Regions from separate parts of the Homo sapiens genome. Here region 1 is linked to region 2. Evidence: chromatin loops called from intact Hi-C (ENCODE). Cell type or tissue: Caco-2. All regions are shown on one strand. Each heading gives the region's core, and the rest is flanking DNA. Links, peaks and the distances in the headings are about the cores only.

What was found. A loop is a pair of places that touch in the nucleus more often than their neighbours do. Peaks named below come from ENCODE experiments on the same cell type or tissue, not always from the same donor. Only the 100,000 strongest peaks of a DNase experiment are listed, where the experiment ranks them.
Region 1: a loop joins it to region 2, with 2.0 times the contacts of the local background. A loop is called at or near these places in 3 of 110 quality-filtered maps.

The regions. Positions count from the first base shown.
Region 1 is chr10:5,584,877-5,595,169 of GRCh38, forward strand. It overlaps LASTR (lncRNA associated with SART3 regulation of splicing), which reads right to left. Exons shown (of 2, transcript NR_134491.1): 2 at 10,108-10,293. Among named protein-coding and RNA genes, the nearest start is that of LASTR, 6.1 kb to the right of the region's middle. RefSeq lists enhancers at 1-862, 2,545-3,352, 4,478-4,647. In Caco-2, for the core only: no CTCF peak of the experiment used is centred there; DNase peaks (open chromatin) are centred at 4,596, 5,429 and 6,655.
Region 2 is chr10:5,512,519-5,522,811 of GRCh38, forward strand. CALML3-AS1 (CALML3 antisense RNA 1) reads right to left here. Exons shown (of 3, transcript NR_120497.1): 2 at 9,398-9,611; 3 at 1,726-4,994. Among named protein-coding and RNA genes, the nearest start is that of CALML3, 7.3 kb to the right of the region's middle. In Caco-2, for the core only: no CTCF peak of the experiment used is centred there; DNase peaks (open chromatin) are centred at 3,803 and 5,833.

The DNA of each region.
Region 1 (10,293 bases), core at 1,530-9,529, 73 kb after region 2:
CTGGAGCCAAACTAACTGGGTGTGAATCCCAGTGTTTATAAGCTGTGTATCCTTGAGGAAGTTACTTCACCTCTCTGAGTGTCAGTTGCCTCATCTATACAATGGAGGCAATAGCACTGCCTCCCTCCTAGGGTTTCAGTGAGAATTGAGTCAGTGACTCTAGGTAAAACACTCAGAAGAATGCCGGCACACCGAAAGTGCAAATTCTGGTTGCTAATGGTATTAGTGACTCAGCTGTTGCTTTCAAAAGGTTGATGAGTTGTTTTTGCCTGGAGGGCCCTGGACTCGGAATGCCTGGCCACCCTCAATACTCTCGAACCTAAACTCCTAGTCACCCTTGTATGGTCAGGCTGTGTCTGGCCACTCCCGACAGGAGGTGAGTAAGAGGGACCAATGACCCTCTCCCCAGAGCAGCCCGAGGCCACATGCACCAGCCCATGGTGCTCCTATGGCCCTTGGAGAGCCCCACTAAGGAAGGGCTGTCCCTCTGCTGGCTGGTCCGTGGGGACCCAGTATTCTGAGGACTCACAGCTGCTGAGGAAACACACTTCCACTACCAGCTTCACACCCAGCACGTGCGGGAGCCGTGGAAAGCCACCACCCTTGTCTCCCTTCCTTAGCTAGGAACCCTCTCTTCTTCTTCACTGGGTCTTGGGAAGACTGGAGAGGGCTTTACCCCCTGAGAATGGAACATTGTATAATCATCTACTTGTTCAGAGGAGAGAAATCCTACTCCAGCTCAATCTCTAGAAGAGATTTCTGTAGGCAGCCCAGCACTTCAGCTCAGACGCCATCGCACGCTGGGACCTTAGCCAAATCCTCTTGTTCTTAATTTCTCCCCATCAACACGAGAGTGTTGATTTCAGGGGAGCCTGGAAACTTCTCCATCCACCCAGACTTGTTGGAGAGGCGACTTGCACAGTGCTTTGCAGAAACACAGGTCTCTGTTTTCAGGAGTTGCTCTCGGGAAGGTGAAGCTGTGATCTTTGAAAGCTTTGTAAAGTTCCCTGCATTTCAGAATCACATTCTTTCCCATTTGCCTTTCCCACAAACCCAAAACAGATTTGGAGCAATGGAAACCATGCTTAGAAAAAAAAACCCTCATGATGGAAAACTGCCAAACCTCATCTTCAAAACTAAATGTGGTCTCATCCCAGTTGTCAAGGCCCAATTTTGTATTTTACTCTTGTATTATTTATTTTGCAAACACTGCAGGTGTGTGACGCCAGATGCTGTTCTAAGAGCTTTGCAAACAGTGACTCATTTCATCCTTATAACAACTCCATAAAGGAGACACTGTTGTTATCTTCATCCTCATTTTTGGAGGGGTAAACTGAGGCATGGTACATGACCCATAAGTAACTAGGGATTTAGACCAGGCAGCAAACTCCAGAGTCCATGGTCTTAACCCACAGTGCTGCCTTTCACTCTGCCATGCTTGCTTGCCTTTTCCATGTAGACTAGAATCTTCTAGAAAGCAGAGATAGTGTCTTCATAAAACATCTGTGAAAGGAAAATACATTTTGGGACCCTAAAATCGCTAATCCAAAGGGAAAAGTCAAGCTGGGAACTGCATCAGGCAAACCTGCCTCCTATTTTATTCGTAAATAAGATCACTACACAGACAAAAATTTACATACCTTGCTCACAATTTACCCACAAGGAAATTCCTCGTGGACAAAGAACAGATGGAACTCAAAGTCATCCCTCTGTTCATATGAGACCAGTGTATATGTGATGGTTTCCTCTGCTCTATTGTCTATGTAAAAACGCAGATTCACTGAGCCAGACTGAGGCATCAGTGATTGTTCCCCTACCCCTCTCTCACATGTAAATTGTGTATTCAGTGAAAGGCTAATTTGAGTTAATCAGAAACTCAAAAGAATGCAACTGTTTGTCTCTTATCTACCTATAACCTGGGAGCCCCCACTTTGAGTTGCCCCACCTTTCTGGACCAAACCAATGTACATCTCACACATATTGATTGATGTCTCATGTCTCCCTAAAATGTATAAAACCAAGCTGAGTCCCAAACACCTTGGGCACCTGTTGTCAGGACCTCCTGAGGCTGTGTCACGGGCATGTCCTTAACCTTGGCAAAATGAACTTTCGAAATGGATTGAGACCTGTCTCAGATACTTTTGGGTTCACACATCTTACAGTGAGTCCTGCAGGCCCCTGACAAATGCCTTGTGATGACGTTGGCAGCTGTTCGCAGCAGCAGCAATGACTGAGAGGTGTCCTTCACCTCCATCTCACTAATTAGACACCACAGCTCTGGGAAGCAGGGGAAACCAGCCATCTCTGCTGGGGCAGCCGCTTCCTACAACCCGCCCAAGTGCCCTGCAAATGACAATGACGGCAGCTCCTGCCCTGAGAAGGGCCTGGGCACGGGAGGGGAACAGTCTCAGGATGCCTGTTCTACTAGGGGAGGGGGCGCAGCTTCCCAGAGGCTCATGGCCTGACTTCTGACCTTCCTGAAACCTGCACCACCGCCCCCTTCCAGCTTCCCTGACTGCAAAACAGCATCTTCTCTTGCATTGTTCTTTGAGGAAATTTGGCAGCAGGCATGGAAAATGTTTCCTCCAGGCCCCCAGCTCAGCACATGAAAGGCAGGCTGCTGTCTGCGGGGCCCCCAGACGCCACTGGATTCCCGGCCAGAACTTGCAGCTCAGGGAGTGGCCCTGTCTCTTTTGTTATGACCCCTCCTCGAGATGCCAAGCTGGCGGGGGAACAACAGCTGGCACTGGCCGGGCTGGCTCTGAGTTCCCCTCTCACAGCTCACCTAGCCTGAGCCCCTGGGACCAGGTGGGGCTGCTCCAGGACCAGGAGCACCTCCGGGGGCTGCAGCCATGTCCTCGGGAATGTCAGAGGCCTGATGCTGGCAGGGGCTTCACTCACACGCCACGCATGGCAGGAGGGGCGAGCGCTCCCCAGGCCTGGCTGTTGTTTATTCCCCTCCTTGCCCCTGTTGGGGGGTTGACTTTGAGCACTGACATCAGAGTTTCATTTCGAGAGACCCTCAGTGTTCACTAGAGCAAGGTCTGCTCTGCAGAATATGACAGCCAGGCGCCCCCTCCTACCGTAGACTTGGGGTCCTCACCCAGGGGCCCTCAGAGACCGGTGGGTGAAGACTGACGTGTGACTCTACTGGAAAAATGACGAGGTGACAGGCACCACCCTCGTGGCTTTGCACTCAGCTAGTAGGCAGCTTCTCTCCAGTGCTGGACTGTTCCTGCATCCCTGTCCAGAAACCAGAGGGCATTTTGAAGGTGACGCAAACACATCATGTCCCACTGGCATTGTGACCTCAGGTACGAGGTTGTGTTTTCACAGCAACCCTGCACAATAGATGGGGTTGGAATTTCATTATGCCCACTGGACAGATGTGAAAACTGAGACCCAGAGAAGCGATCCATCAAAGGGCAGCCACTCTGCCGCTCATTCCAAGTGCTTTTCCCTTTTATGCCCTACCACCAAGTAAGGCCACCCATGTACTGGTGAGGGAAGCGAGGAGGAGAGTCATGAGGAATTCGACAGAATTGCACAGCCCTGAGGGAAAGAACCTCTTTGAATTTGGGGCCCCTTCCCAGCCTTCTGGGACCCCCTGTAGTCAGAATAAAGGCAGGTGTCACCAGCCTCAGTTGTCCCCCAACTCCACTCCACATAGAACCCACCCAGAACTTAGCAAGTACTTCCTCTCTGTCCAGAAGACCCCTCTCCTGTTACTCCCTGTCTGTTTCCTCTGCTAGGCACGGGACGCTTCTAGCCGAGGCCACCTTTCCTAAAGGAGACCCAGGGACATGCAGCCACTGTCAGCCCAGGAGGGTGGACCTGAGGGCTCTTGGGGAGGTGGCTGGGGAAGACCAGGGGCTACCTAAAAATAGGCTTGTGCCCCAGGCTGTTGAGTGACAACCTCTCCCTGGGCACAGCTGGGACTGTGTGACCGAGAAATGGGGGAGTAGGAGCCAGGGAGGCTGAGTGTCCCCAGGGAGCTTAAGCAAAGCTATTTTGAAGCCCATTTATTGGGCAGCCAGGATGGGTCCCACATGCTTTCCTGGTGCCCCTCGGAGGCACTTGGGAATGGGGAGATGATGGAGTTGACAGCTTGGGACAAAGCTGGGTTAGCCAGAGGTAGGAACAAAAGGAACAGCAGAGAAAGCGGAACCGGGAAGGGGGTTGCAATACTGAGAAGCAGGAGGCAGAGCAGGTGGATTTCACTGGAGGCCCTCACCCCACCTGCAGGGCCTCTGGCTGGCTCTGCGGAACCACAAGACACCTCCTGCCACTCAAAGGTTTGGCTGGGAGGAGGTGGGTGGGGAGTGACTTGCTGGTGACCGGTGAGCCCAGTCTCCAGGAGGGCAGGTTCTGCCCGTGCAGAGATGCGCCCGGGTGAGGCACAGGAAGCCCAGGCACCGCTGGTCCTGGAGGCACCATCACCCACATCTGCAGCACTGGTGGGCGGGTCCCCTCCCATTGCCCAATTCCCAGCCCTGCTTCTGGTTTCCAAAGGTTCCTTGACATAGTATTCCACGGAAAACAACCAAGGTGAAAGGTTCTGTCTGCTGCAACCTAACACCTGTAGCAATTCCTGATGGCCCAGCCCCAGCCCGAGGCTCTGATCTGCGGCGGCTGAGGAGTCAGTGCTTTGGGACTCCTGTCAGCCCCCAGTTCATCAGGCATCATCCCAGAGCCTGAGATGTGAGGCCACCTCCTCTGAGCCCTCTCAGCCCTGGTTCCTAGTGGCCTTGTTGTCCCTAAGCCCCACTTAGGGTTGCGAAACTATTAAGTGCATGCACCAGAGCCTCCTATGTGTGAGATACAGTCCTTAACCAAAACAGAATTCTTATCTAGTTAGAGAGAATACGTGAATCAAAAAAATCTATGGCTTTCCAGTGCAACAAACGGTAAGAAGCAAACAGGCGTTGCTGCAATAACAGCAGGGATGGAAGTTCCGGGAAGGGTTATCACAGCCGAGGTTGTTCGGGGCAGGCTTCATTGAGGATTTGGGACATGAATGGAATTTGAGCTTCCCTTCAGCATGGAGAAAGCGTGGAAGCAGAGGTCTGAGGGTGGAAGCAGGCAGGGCTCGTGGGGACCTGATGAAGACGTCTTCCTGGCTGGGTGAACTGTAAGGGGGCGCTGGAGGGATCACAAGGTGGGAGAGGAATTGGGGACAGCCTTGAAGCCCAGGGAAAGAGCTTAGTCTCAATCCTGTGGGTAGTGGGTGAGTCAGAGGTTTTAAAGGGAGGGGGATGGCGGTAGGAACAGCGGTAGGGGTTTTCCAAAGATTAATCTGGATGTAGGGCAGGGTGGACCACAGCTAGAAAGAATAAAGGCAGGAAGTCATCTCCAGGGCCCTGATCTGGCCACAAAGCTGGGCCTCACCCCACAGTTTCCAGACTAGAGAATCTGATCAAGCAAACCCAGGCAGGCCCCTTGTGGCTGATTTAAGCAGTCTCATGAAATGTCGTCTTTGCAAAACGTTCAGTGAGCAGTGGGCTGACACCAGGAATTCCAAATGCTGGTGAGGCAGAAGTTTGGGGGTAAACCGTGGCATCTCACCACTCACTTCCCGAACCTGCTCCAAAGAGACCCAGCATGAAGGAAAAAGGCCCTCAGGGGAGGGAAAAAGAAAATCTCCACCCGGCAGTAGGCAAGCCCCAGCCCCCACCGCGCCCCCCCTCCCTGGAACCCTCCCATTCCTGCCAGTGGGGCTCTCTGGCTGGTTTCGGGGGACCCCACACATGGGAGGGGGCTGCTCTCCCTTAATTGCAACCAACCCCAGGCCTTTTTGATAGGACTCATGAATTTTACCTGAAGTGTAACTGGATGCTATGCTTGATTAGATTTTTCCTGGCTTTCTATACTATCCTATCCTCCTTCTCCCGATCTGGGGGCTCCAGGCCCTCCCTAACTGCCTCCCTTCTCCAAAATGCACCCCTAGTCTCAGACCTCACTGTACTGTTCATCTACTGTCTTACAACTCTGTCCTCGTACTCACCCCAAAAAGTAAGGCAATGACAAAGAGATGGAGTGGAGGGCACTCGAGCAGGAAGCAGAGCCAGAAGCCCTCCCGCTCCAGGGGCCAGGGGGAGGGCGGGGTCAGGAGGGTGAGAAAGCCCAGGAACCCTTCAGACTGGCGGGGTGAGTGCAGCCCCAGCATCCAGACTCAACTCCTCACCCAGGCCCTCCAGGCTGCCCCGCTTTAACGCCTGCTCCTCCCTTCTCCCGCACATGTGTCCCTTCCTGGGGGCTACGCCCTGGTGTTCACATGTCTTTCTTTTTCTCTGTCCTATCTGTCGAGCTTTGCCCAGGATGCTTGGAAGTCTTCATCTTATCATTCCCAGGATCCAGGGAATAATAAGATCCTTATTCCCAGGATCCAGGCATGATGCTGTCTGTGCAGTTCAAGCACAGGTGCATTTTGCATTTACTTTTTGAGGCTTCATATACATGAAGCACTACACTAGGCCATTAGCGCTAACTTAAAGGGGAAGAGAGAATGTGATTGCCACTCTCACGTGGCGCGCTGGAAGGTTCAGGGAGGTGCAGCTGACAAACCAACCAGAGACACTAAGTGCCGCAGGCTGCCCTGCTGGGTGACAGGGCGGCCTGCAGAGGTGGAATGCGCTCTCTGACCCCACAGCCCGCAGGGCCCCAGTTGAGCTCCCAGAGGGCTGCCCGCATCTGTCCCTGTATCTCACGGCGCCCCTCAGGAAGCCCAAGGCAGTGTTCCTGGCATAGATGCGGGGAACCCTCAAGGGTGGGTGCAGTACCTCAGCCTTCCAGGCCCAGGTGCCCCAAGGGCTGGCCTCCTGCAGGGACAATGCTGAGCTGGAGGTCCACACGGCAGGCAGAGGGGTGGCTGGTGTAGCTAAGCCTCCCCAGGAACAAGGAGCCGGGCCTGCTTTCACCTGCTGCTCTCTTTCCTGACAGCTGTGGGAGATGAGTGAGCCGGAGCAGGGCTAGCAGCAAAGGGAAGGCTGCATCAGCCCCCAGCCCAGCCTCTGTGTGGCCTCTGCACGTGCACGCGCACACTACACACACACACACACACAAACACACACCTTGGCAGATGTATCCCTAGAACGTGGCAGAGACTCAGGCTGGAGCCACTTGGTGCAGGGACTCACAACCTCCAAACTCCAGATGCCACCGCTGCTAGGAGCTTATGTCGACTGAGCTTGGACCAATGCTGGTCACAGGATCTTGGACCATGTTCTTGCCTGTTGTACCTCAGAGAAGATCCTTCCCATTCCCTTTCTCCTGTACCCGAGGAAAACCCTAGCCTGCACTTCCCGTCGGGCTTCCTGCTGGGAGCACCTCCAGCCCCCCATTACCCAGCAACAACTTCTCCACGGCCACCCAGGGACACATGTGAACAGGTGATGGAGGCCAGCATGGATTCCCACCCAGCCCCCATGCATGCCTGCTCCTAGGGGTTAGACCCCTGCTTTCCGGAAACTTTCTCTTCCTCGGATATTTGGCAAACTGCCCACCGTGCTTTGAAGTCTTCATCTTATAGATTCTCAGGATCCAGGCACGATGCTATCTGTGCAGTTCAAACACAGCTGCATTTTGCCTTTATTTCTCAGAGCTTAATATACATGAAGCACCAAGCTAGACCATTAGTACTAACTTTACCATTAATGGAAGAGATGGCATGATTCCCACTCTCTCTCAGGTGGTATGTGGGAAGGTTCGGGGAGGCGTGGCCGACAAATGGACCTGAAATATTAAGAGGACAGCACAAGAAAGAGTGTGGCCTGGTGTCCACCATGCTCTTTGGAAGCTCAGTGCCATGGAAGGAGGGGAGGGCCCTTCAGGGCCACGGTGCAGGGAAGTCTGAAAGATTTGAAGGAGGGAGCAACATGGTCCTATGTCAGGAGCTGGTATTAATGCCAGAAATCAAGAGTGTTCTTGATTTAGGAAAAGGAGTACATGGAATTGCCCGGATCACAACGGAGAGGGAGGAGAAGGGAGCTGGCCGTGTCCCCGTCATCACCAGCTGTCATTGGAGGGCAGCTTCCGAGCCCCACTGGTGTCTCAGCTGGGGATGGCAGAAAGCACCCTGCAAGAAGCTGCCAAGCTCTGTCGTTCCTTATGAACCAATTAAACATGATTAAGATTGTGTTCTCATTACCTAAATAATTCATTAACATTTTCAGTAGGAAATTTAGAAAATATAAGTGAGTGAGAATAAAACAGAAATCACGTGTTTTCTCACCCACGGAGACACTGCATCCTTCTAGTCTTTTTTCTACACATAAACATATTTTTGTTAAATTATAATTTGTCAAACGAGGGTATTGATTCAGGGAAAGTTAATATTAGATAGTGCTGTTGCTGTCCATGTTCAAAGGTGGTCTAGTGACAATGATGACTCTTTGGACTGAAAAGAGTCACCGGGCATGGTGGCTCACGCCTGTAATCCCAGCACTTTGGGAGGCTGAGGCGGGCGGATCACGAGGTCAGGAGTTCAAGAGCAGCCTGGCCAACATGGTGAAACCCTGTCTCTACTAAAAAAAATACAAAAATTATCTGGGCGTGGTGGTGGGCACCTGTAATCCCAGCTACTCAGGAGGCTGAGGCAAAAGAATACTTTGAACCTGGGAGGCGGAAGTTGCAGTGAGCCAAGATCGCACCATTGCACTCCAGCATAGATGACAGAGTGAGACTCCGCCTCAAAAAGAAAAAAAAGAAAAGAAAAGAGTCACCCTGCAGGAACAATGGCCATTATCTGTCACACGGCTTTTGGACTTACCATTTGCCTGGATGTCTTTGTGTGAAGAAAGCCAAGTCCCCTACCCACCACCTCCTCATCCCCCACACAATCATCTCCATGCAGTTTCACCTTCGTCTTCCAATACCGCACATCTGTGACACGCTGCGAGCAGTGCTGCACAGAAGCATATTTTAAAAGCTTCCTATAACTTCCCCGCCTCTTGTTTCTTTGGTTCAAGAACAGTTGACCCATGGGGCAGGAAAGTATATAAAAATATCCCTATGGGCTGGGCACGGTGCCTCACGCCTATAATGCCAGCATTTTGGGAGGCCAAGGCGGGAGGATCACCTGAGGTCAGGAGTTCAAGACCAGCCTGGCCAACATGGTGAATCTCCATCTCTCCTAAAAATACAAAAATTAACCGAGTGTGGTGGTGCATGCCTGTAATCTCAGCTGCTTGGGAGGCTGAGGCAGAAGAATCACTGGAAGCCGGGAGGAAGAGGTTTCAGTGAGTCAAGATCATGCCATTGCACTCCAGCCTGGGTGACAAGAGCAAAACTCCAACTCAAAAAATAAAAATATCCCTGTGCACCCAGAGGGGGCCCCGATCTCAGGGAAAGGTTGATCTTGGGAGAGGCAGGGCATAGATTAAAAACAATTGTCTAATGCACGATTAAATACGTTCATGGGCTTGCACAGTGTAAGAGCTCAAGAGAGACTTAGAAATAACAGAGTACCTCCCTCCCTCTGCCTTGCAGACAGGGAAAGTGGTTCCAAAAACAGGCTTTCGAAGCCCCAACATGTTTGTTTCTGAGCCCTCACATGGCTTCTTAGCAGTCTTTGGGCTTTCTAGCTCAGGTGCATACACATCAGACACATTTTCATTGAGCTCACAGGAAATCACTGCAGCTCACACAGCTTCCTCAAAAAGGCAAAAATCACCGGGAGAAAGTCACAAGGTTTAAGAACTTTCTCAGCCCCAAAGGGTTAATGGAGGCTGGCAATGCAGCATGATCCCACCCGGGCTTGGACAGGAAAAGAACTCAGGAGCTGTTTTTCTTCTCCGAAAGCCAATCCCAGTGGAGGCACTGGGGTTTTTAAAACCAAATGTCTCTACAGCTTGAAATGAACGACTGCGTGACCTCAGCCGTCACACACACATGGCCCCTGCTGTTAAACCCTGAGCAGGGCTGGGCTCAGGGCATCCCGTAAATATTCGACGTCTGTGAGGCACATGTGGGAGGAAGAGCTGCCATCAGAAGTGGTTTCAGCTGGAAGGCCAGAGTCTCTCTCTCTCTCTCTGTGTCTGTCTGTCTCTGAAAGTTACCGTCATCTGTTAGCAATTTCCCCACTCCCATTAAAGCCAGACACTGGATCCATTTGCGTTGCTGCAGACCACCATAAGGGATTCATTTTTATTGCTTGGATGTGAGTCTCTGAACCACATCAATTACAGCCCTTTGTGTTACCGACCAGGTAGTATGAATGAGACGATGACAATCTTACTGCAGAATGGTTCACAGATTGTACCGAGATGGAATTCTCCGTTCACTGAGAGCAGAGGA
Region 2 (10,293 bases), core at 969-8,968:
GCCCCTTCCTCGCCGTGGGCACCTGCCACCTTTCCGAGGGCGTCCCCGCGCGGAAGCAGCAAATCCGGCCTTGCGCTGGCTGCAGTGCTCAGTCTCCGGCGAGGGCCTTTCCACCTCCTCCGTGCGCCTTTGGAGATGAGGTCGGAAGCTGTCTGTTCTCCTCATTTTACACATGCAGAAATGGATACACAGAAACACCAAAAGGTTTGGACTGAACCGTGTACCCCTCAAATTCATAGGCTCAAGTCCTGCCTCTCCATGGGATGGTATTTGCAGGGGGTGAGACGGGGTCATGAGGCGTGGGGCCCCATGGAAGTCATCTTACAAATGAAAAGCGTACCCCTAATAACACAAAATAATAGTGACCATTTATGGAGATCTTATGACGTGAGAGGCCTGACCACTCTTTGGAGTCCTCTCGTGTCTTAATTCATGTCACTCTGGTCACCCTCTGACCTGGACGCTGCCATGGCGCCCATTGTACACATGAGGACCTGAGCCATGACAGCTGCGATTTGCATGATGCATATGAAACAGTTGAAAGCAGACGTGGGGAAAGGAAGGAGGCCGGGTGGCCTGGGCTCCTGCCCCTCACCTTCCTTTGCCCCCACGAACCTCTCGAAGGACTTCTGCAGAAACCAAGGGTTTCGAAGAGCAGAGTTTAAAACCACAGCAGTAAATAACTAAGGCAGGGTCTGAAGAAATGATGAAATGGGAGCTGCACTTTGCCGAATCCCTTTGCCTGCTTTAAATCTCTCATCAGGGTACTGAGCCCACGCCCTAAACCCTCCTGCCTTCTCCACACATCCCACGCTTACCCGCAGGCAACCCATTGTCACAGGGAAGCTTGAGCCACATGTGTGGGTACAAACACATGCACACACACGTGCATGCCTTCCTGTATTAAATGCTAAGGTTTTCTTCTGAAGCTTAAACTTCAAAGGCTGGAATTGGGAACAGAAGCTCTTCCTGCTGCTTGGGGAACTCCTTATCCTTCAAAGAAGATCAACTTGTTCTCTGGGAGATAATTATCTTGCCCCTTTGGTTGTGGAGGCTTAAAGTAACAAACTGTCCAACTTAGCTAATCATTGAATGCATCTTGGTATAAAAAGATCTGTAGCATGTGGCTAAGCCCCTCAACGACATCCCCCTAGTACACTTTTTTTTTTTTTTTCGAGACAGAGCCCCACTTGGTCACCCAGCCTGGAGTTTAGAGGCAGCATCTCGGCTGACTGCAATCTCTGTCTCCTAGATTCAAACAATTTTTCTGCCTCAGCCTCCCAAGCAGCTGGGATTACAGGCATGTGCCACCACACCTGGCTTATTTTTAGTAGAGACGGGGTTTAACCATGTTGGCCAGGCTGGTCTTGAACTCCTGACCTCAGGTGATCTGCCCACCTCAGCCTCCCAAAGTGCTAGGATTACAGGCGTGAGCCACAGTGCCCAGCCCATATTTTCTGTCATTTTTTTCAAAACGTCAAGCATCAAGTTTGAAAGGTTCAGTGGATCATGAAGCTATCCCAGAGCGAACCCCCCATTCTTCCTCCCCATCCCCCTGCCCCCTCTCCTCCCTCTGCCTCTGTCCAGACCCTTCACTTGCACCTCTCACCACCCACCACCCCCCAGCACAGGCAGGGGCAGTGAGTGAGCTCACGGTGGGCTGTCGGGGAAAGTTCCAATCGCTGCATATTTCACAAGAAATAGCCCTTTTCCCAGGAAAGTAATAAGTCCAAGAATAGATTTTTACTATTATTATTTGGCTGCTTTTATCATGAGACCTATTACTGGTCTGCTTTGGTTTAGGGCTGATCCTTTAATCCGGGTTTAATCCCGCTTGCTGTCAGGAACTAAGCACAGGCCACGTTAATGCCTCTTACTCGGCCCTTTGCAAAATGCATCCATGGAGGTGCTCAGCAAGGCTCCAGAGCTGACCTCTGCAGCCGAGGCAGCCGTAGAACTCCACTGTGCTGAGAAGGCAGCTCTTGCACGGCAGGATAGCCTGGGGCTACCTGGTGCAAACTGCAAGACCTGACCAGGATGGTCTCCGTACAATCTCACTGTTTGGCTTGGGGGCCCGTGGTGCAGGTGAGGCCCCCAACCATGCAAGAGGACCGCCTCTACGTGATGGCCAGGCAAGAGGCCGCGCAGGGCCCTGCAGGCTCCGGGAGCATGCTTACATGCCAGCTTTTTACATGATGATCTATCAGATTTCAATTAAACCAATCACTGCTCTGTTCCAGAACAGTGATCTCCTCCCTGAATGTCGACTCCAGCCCTGCCCGGGACACAGCCCTGTGTGAATCTTGATGGGTCACATGAGACAGAACAAAAGTCACCCAAAGAGCTGAGCCAGGCAGCACATCTGGAGGAGGCTTTCAAGAGACAGTGGGAAAGGAAGGCCCAGGGCCCATGCTCCTGCAGAAAATCCCTCCATCTGCGGGGAAGCAGTGAGGCTGACCGAGAAAGGGTGCTTTCACCCCATGGTCAATGGGAGTTGGAGTATAGAGCAAAGCATATCAATTGTCAGGTCAATCCGGGCCTTCGGAAGCAAAAGGAAGCCGCTGTATCTGGTCAATTTCACGAGCAGGACACAGATACCATTGCGGTCCTTACACACGTTTCATCAGCATCTCCAGTAGTTCATGTTCACGTCCTCCATCTCCGTTTGGTTGCTGTTGCACATTGGAGTGTGAACTGCAAAAATCCCCAAAAATCCCAGATCGACAGCATATCTTGTGCAGGCCCTGCAAATCCAGGCACATCTGACAATTTCCAGAAGACTGGAAGGGAGCTGTGATGGAAAGTCGCTGGTAGGAAATTTTGATGCTGGGAACAAAGACCCCAAAGTCCAGTCAGGCAAACAGGCCAGATGAAAAGACGGCCCAAGACAAGAAGTAGCCAAGGAGTTTGCTCTGTGATGGGTTTGCTCTGTGATGAGTTGTGGGGGACACGGGGTGTCCTAGCAGATATTTTTAAATTCTTCCATTTGTGTGTTTCCCAGGTGATCCTACAAGTCATGCGAGGAACACCCTCCCACTAGTGGGTGAAGGTCGAGGTCCTGACGAAGTGCCGCTGGCCATACTCCAGGAGCGGAGCCACTCTTCCAGGCTTCTCCTTCCACCTCTTTCCTGACTCCCCCACATCCTCTCTCCACCTGGCTCCTCCAATCTGCCCTAGTTGGGCTGTCAGCCTAACTTTCAAATTTGGCTTTGAGCCTGGAGTGTCTTTCCGACCTCGACAGGTTCTTTACTAAGGAGAGAAGTCCTCTCTTCCCCTGAGACCTGCTGTCACTTATCACCTCGGCAGTTTCCTGGCCTCTCTCTAAGGAGCCTGCACCAGAGTCCCTGGGTGGTGGCTGTAATAGAAAGCTGGGGGTGAACACTGCGATGTACCAGAGGGCTTGCAGGAAGCTGGATGCGTGAGTCCATGCCTCCTGAGGCCTACACAGCACAAATGGTATGGGGGCAGGTTCTCATTCTTGCAGAGACATGAACAGAAGAGAAGCCTGGTGGTCGATATCCACAGGTGCCAAGGTGTCCTGAGGCGCCGAGCCTTAGCAGCTGCTCCCAGGGGCCAGCATGGAGGTCTCCAGCCACCACCGAGCCACATGGCAAATGAGGACAGTGGGGAAGAAAGAACAGACAACCCAGGCAAATCAAACAGGCACCTGGGCAAGGCCATGTGAGGCATAGCATGGAATTTTTTGAACCAGAACTTGAAGGAAGGATGAGGTTCCAACAATCCTTTCGCCATTGGAGGCAGAGCTGCTCTTTGATGACAACAGGATCCTCCTGTGCTCTGTTTACTTAGCAAATACTGATTAAAGTCGGTGAGGCAGAGGACCTGTCCTATCTAAGGAGGCTTGACGGGGAAAGAAGTCGGAAACGGCCCTGGCTCTTATGAAACTAAGATAGGAAGGAACTAAAAGAGGGGGTAAAACAGAAGTGATGGGAGGAGGCAGAGAGTTAATTAAAAGTGGGTATTCAGGGAAGCCCTCATGAGGAAATGGAATTTGACTTTCAACTGAGTGACAGGGAAGGGTGAGCACTTCAAGGTTGGGGGCAGAGTGTCCAGGCAGACAGGGGACTCATGTGAAGTCACAAAAGTGGGAATCAGAGTAAGGGTGTTGGTCAAGGAGCAGAAAGTAGGCTGGAACATAGTCTTGAGGGGTCAGTGATGGGATCATAGTGAGGAAGGCAGGAAACAGTCGTGGATGGTGAAGAGAAGCCTTTATAGGATTTTGAGTAAGAAAAGACATGCATTGAATATAACACAAATAGGGAGACCACTTATGAGGCCGTTGAATATTCCTGCCTCGAGGTGATGGTGGCTTGGTGCACTGGATGAATAAAGAAACATTTTCAAAGTAGAGATGAATGATTGGTTTAGAAGTGCAAGAGGAAGGGAGGAATTAAATATGACTCCAGGGTTTTGTTCTGAACAATTGAATTGTTTTTTAAAGAGATGGGAAGACCCAGCTACTCAGGAGGCTGAGTTGGGAGGATGGCTTGAGCCCAGGAGGCAGAGGTTGCAGTGAGCCAAGATGGTGCCACTGCACTCCAGCCTGGGCAACAGAGCCAAATTCTGTCTCAAAAAGAGAGAGAGAGAGAGAGAGATGAGAAGACTAGAGGAGGCAGGGATGAAGGCCAAGAAGTCTGCTTGGTTACATTAGCTTGAGATGGTGATTAAACACGCAAATGGAGGTGTTACATTGGCAGCTGCATACATGAGGTGCTTAGCAGAAAAGGTGGAGAGAGATATACGCTACGAACAAGACTGTCTTGATACTTTCCTGCACTGAAAGCCATCTAAGGCAGGGCCAGTCCTGGCTTCTGTTGTCTGTTTTGCAGCTTCTGGACAAGACGGTCAAAAACTGCATTAGTGATGACCACAGAGAAGATGGAAAGGGAGGCTAGCTGTAGGAATCGGAAGATCTAGGTCCCAGTCCAAGTTTTAAACTTGCTAGTTGTCCAACTTTAATTCATATTCATCATCTGTGACATGGAGACATAACACAAAGGATAGTCAGCAAATCCATGTCTTACATTATAAATGTAACCGTGAAACAGTAAAAGAACGAACATAACTAACTCCATTTTTGTTTAAGGGGCCTTTACCCATTCCTGCACAGATGCTAGGATAATTTTAGAGCACCGAGATAATACATAAACACAGAAATCATGTAGTTTTTGAAACTCACTCTGAGATTAAAAGTAAAGCATATAAACAATTAACTATGTGTTGTTAAAGATTTACAGGAGTCCTTGCATGTGTTGTTAAAGATTTACTATGTGTTGAAACTATATATAGTTTCAACACATATATAGTATATATACGTATATATACGTATATATGTGTGTATATATATACATATATATGTGTGTATATATATGTATATATATATAGTTCAAAAACTATAGTTTTTGAAACTCACTCTGAGATTAAAAGTAAAGCATATAAACAATTAACTGTGTTGTTAAAGGTTTACAGCAGGTCCTTGTGACCTCACCAAGGACAAAAAAGTTCCCAAACTCCTCGGACCCTCACGGGCACCCAGATGTCTGCAGTCCTCAATCACCTTTTGATGCTAATCCTCCCTTCTTCCCCATATCCCCCTCCCATAAAAAAAAAAAACAAACCCCGACGAGCCTGAAATTTTTGAGATGGTATAATGGTTTAGAACACTAGCTCACCACCATCTCCTTTATTTGCTGGCTCTCCAGATAAACCTGCTTTTCCTCCCACCAGCACTTGTCTCTTGAGTCCAGCTTTCAAGCGGTGAGCAGCCGAAGCTGGGTTCAGTTACATAAAAGTGCTAATATTTACACTGGGGAGGAAGGAATTTGATGAGCAGGTGTTAGGGCTGGTGGATGGCTTTATCAAGGAAAAGAGAGAGCGTTCAGAACTACTCAGCCACACCCATTCCAGCAGGGACACAGGAATGGAACTGGCTAAAGATTGGAGAATCTTCATATCTTTATATCACCCAGCAGGAGAGGCACATTTAAAAGGACACTTAACAAATTCTTCTTAACAAAGGCTATTACAACACCACTTCATGGGGGGAAAAGCAAATCACCTTGGGCCTTCTGGCTTTAGGGTTTCTAGTTTTCAAAGAAAGCAGCTGCAGTTGGTGTGTGTGGGGGGTGGGGTAGGGGTTCCTTCTATCTGTATCTATTGGATTCTTTGTTAATACTATTCTCTGCAAGGCCAGCACTGTCCCACCACAATTCCAGAGTCCTTACCTGATGCCTGCAGCCCAGGGAATTCTACACCCAGTTCACACTCCTGAGTCCCAGCACCCCAGGCACCTGGCTCTCAAAGCCTGTTCCATGGATCTCTTTGGGAATAGGGTGTCCCAAGACCCTTACTGAGGGCCTGAGAGGTCAAAACTTTTTCACAATAAACCAGTGTTTTTTCCCCTTTTCACTGTGTTGATATTTGCGCTGAGGTCAAAAGCAACAGGGGTAAAACCAGTGCCTTAGCATGAATTAGGAACCCTGTGCTAGGCATCATGACGCTCTCCACTCCACATTGTCTCATTAAACAAACAAACAAACAAAAAAGCTGGTTGCACTTAAAAATATCCTTGGAGCAGCAGAATTATTTTTATTAAATTTCAAAGCTTACTTGTACATTTTTAATAGTCTGCTGATATTGAAGTGTGATGATTGTCATGAGGAAAGCATTGTGTGATTGACTAAATGAGTAGCAAGGTGAGCTTTTTTCATGGAACATCTTTTTTGTTGGAAAGAACAGCGGATGGACAAACCATGATCACTCAGACCTAGTATTTGGCAGACATCTTTTCGAGAATGGATGAAGTGAGCCTGTCACTTCAAGGAAAACAACTGACAGTATTTGTGGCCATTAAAAATTTTTGAGCTTCTGAATGAAAATTGGAATTTTTGAAATTTTGTATTTGTCACCGTGAACTTGAGCCTCTCCAGTACTTAGCAGCTTTTCTAATGAGATTGGTGGTGACATTAATGAATGTGTGTTTTTTTTTTGAGACAGGGTCTCACTCTGTCACCCAGGCTGGAGTTCAATGACATGATCACAGCTCACTGCAGCCTCGATCTCTCTCCCATGCTCAAGCAATCCTCCTCCTGCCTCAGCCTTCCAAGTAGCTGGGACTACAGGCACACACCACCACACCTGGCTAATTTTTCAATTTTTTGTGGAGACGAGATCTCACTATGTTGCCCAGGCTGGTCTTGAACTCTTAGATTCAAGCAATCCTCCCACCTCGGCTTCCTGAAGTGCTGAGATCACAGGTGTGAGCCACCATACCTGACCTAATGAATGGGATTTTTAAATGTTATGTATGTAATTGTTCAACCAGTGAACCAGTATTTTCCAAGTGACCAATGCATGGCATTACAAAACCATGCACAGGTAACAGATCTGTTCAAAGGGCAAAAGAAACCAATGGATTTTCATTTAACAGTATGAAAAGGTCTCTGACATGGTCTCAGATTCCACACTGCAACTCATCTTTCAGAAACTACCACTTGTCAAATTTTGATGTAGTATCAAAGAAGAATATCCACAATTTTTTGACAAGACTATTCAAATGCTCCCTCCTTCCCCAGCTGCATACCTGTGTGAGGCTGGGTAATCATACACTCCAAAACATTTTGCCACAGATTGAGCATAGATGCAGATTTGCTTCTGGAAAGCCAAGCATGAAAGATATTTGCAAAACTACTTTGTAAAACGCTACTCTTCTCCCTATTCCTTGTCTTGGAAAATACTGATTTTTCATTTAAAAATGTTGTTTTTCTTTAACTTTTATTTTAAGTTGAGGGGCACAAGTGCAGGTTTGCTGCGTGGGTAAACTTGTATCATGGGGGTTTGTTGTACAGATTATTTTATCACCCAAGTTTTTTTTTTTTTTTTTTTTGAGATGGAGTCTTGCTCTGTCGCCCAGGCTGGAGTGCAGTGGCACGATCTCTGCTCACTGCAAGCTCCGCCTCCCTGGTTCACGCCATTCTCCTGCCTCAGCCTCCCAAGTAGCTGGGACTACAGGCCCGGCTAATTTTTTGTATTTTTAGTAGAGACGGGGTTTCATTGTGTTAGCCAGGATGGTCTCGATCTCCTGACCTCGTGATCCGCCCGCCTCGGTCTCCCAAAGTGCTGGGATTACAGGCGTGAACCACCGCACCCGGCCTGATCACCCAAGTATTAATGGCTAGTACCATTAGCCATTTCTCCTGATCCTTTCACTCCTCCCACCCTCCACCCTCCAGTAAGCCCCAGTGTGTGTTGTGTTCATGTGTTCTCATCATTTAACTCCCACTTATAAGTGAGAACACGCAGTATCTGGTTCCTGCATTAGTTTGAAAGAATAATGGACTCCAGCTCCATCTCTGTCCCTGCAAAGGACATGATCTCGTTCTTTCTTATGGCTGCATAGTATTCCATGGTGTATACGTACCACACTTTCTTTATCAGTCTATCATTGATGGGCATTTGGTTAATTCTATGACTTTGTTATTATGAACAGTGCTGCAATGAACATACGCGTGCATGTGTCTTTATAATAGAGCAATTTATATTTCTTTGGGTATGTACCCAGTAATGGGATTGCTGAAAAATATGGTTTTATGTGAACAAGTAATGGGTTTATTTCTATTAAGTTATAAATATATAAAAATATACTTAAATATTTAAATATTTCTTGGTTTTAGTTGCAAACACAGTATATATATATATATATATATATCCCACATAAACACAAGCTCTTTGGAGTCCCCAATAATTTTTAAATGTTTAAATGTATCCTGAGACCAAAATAATATCTATTCTGTAGGGAAAGGAGTTGCTATATTGGGGTGAGAGGCTGCAGGGAGAGAGTTAAACAGAAAATAAAAAACATTCCCTCTGTCACAGTTTCCCAACCAGCGAGTTGCAACAGTATGGCCCATCGTAAGGCGGTCCTGGTCCTCTGTGAGTCACTTTGCACTAAGCAACGCTGTTTAAAATTCTGAGTCCTCTTTTTTTTTGAGACAGGGTCTTGCTCTGTCTCCCAGGCTGGAGTGCAGTGGCACGATCTTGGCTCACTGCAACCTCTCCCTCCCTGGTTCAAGTGATTCTTCTGCCTCAGCCTCCCAAGTAGCTGTAGCTGGGATTACAGGCACCACCCACCATGCCTGGCCAATTTTTGTACTTTTAGTAGAGACCTTTAGTAGAGGTTTCACCATGTCAGCCAGGCTGGTCTCGAACTCCTGACCTCAAGTTCAGGCCTGCCTCGGCCTCCCAAAGTGGTAGGATTATGGGTGTGAGCCACTGCACCTGGCACTGAGTCCTCTTTCAGTGTGCCTTTTTGAGAAGGACATTTAGGTAAAAGCTAATGTTTGAGCCACAGAGCCATGACCCAGAAACCAGCAGTTACCTGTTGGCTTCTCATCCTGGTCGTTGGTCAAGTGGGCAGGAGGTATGACCGTATTCCTGTCCTTGTCCATCAGGGCACTGTCTCAGGCCAGGTTTCCCCCTGATGCCATCCGGGGCTCTCCAGAAGACTGTGTCAGCCACATGTCCGAATCCCTTGGTGCTCCTGTCTCCTGTGACTGTCCCTGTATTCCTTCATGAAGAAGTCTCTCCAGCCCCTAGGCAGGGAAAGTAGAAGAAAAATGCTTCATAGCATCTTTTCCACTAGATGGTCACTCTGGCAGTCAAATAGGGGGTGTGGTTATTGGCTATTAATTATTCTGCTTTTCTATACATAATAATAGCTATGCTCACCATAGTCTCATATCTCTGAGAGATATAAAGCTGACAATATTACCAGGCCCTCCACATTACCTAACCTCAGAGAAAGAGAAAGAATATTGGGAGTTCAGTAAGATATGGAATATTTTTTATCAGGGATGGTTTTTGAATCTTCAGTCATTTCCCCTAATAATAGAAATGATATATGGCAAATATAAAACATTTTTAAATGAGCAAAGATACTACATTTATAAGAAAATTAAAAGCACTTATAATCCTATTATCCAAAGTATCCACTATTAAGAGTTTGGTACATGATTATCTAGGCGTTTCTTCTGTGAATGTATATAAATAAACATATATAAATGTTTAATACATGAAATCATATCACATATACAGTTTTCTATCTGCTTTTTAAAAATTTTCCATGGAAACCTTTCCATTGTTATATCCTCATCCTCATTTTAAAGGCTGTGTATTATTTCATGGTGTGGAGGAAATTTCAGGTATTTGTTACTAACCTGCTATTTTTGGGTATTCGGGTGATCTAGAGCGGAGATATTTAAATATTTTTAAAGT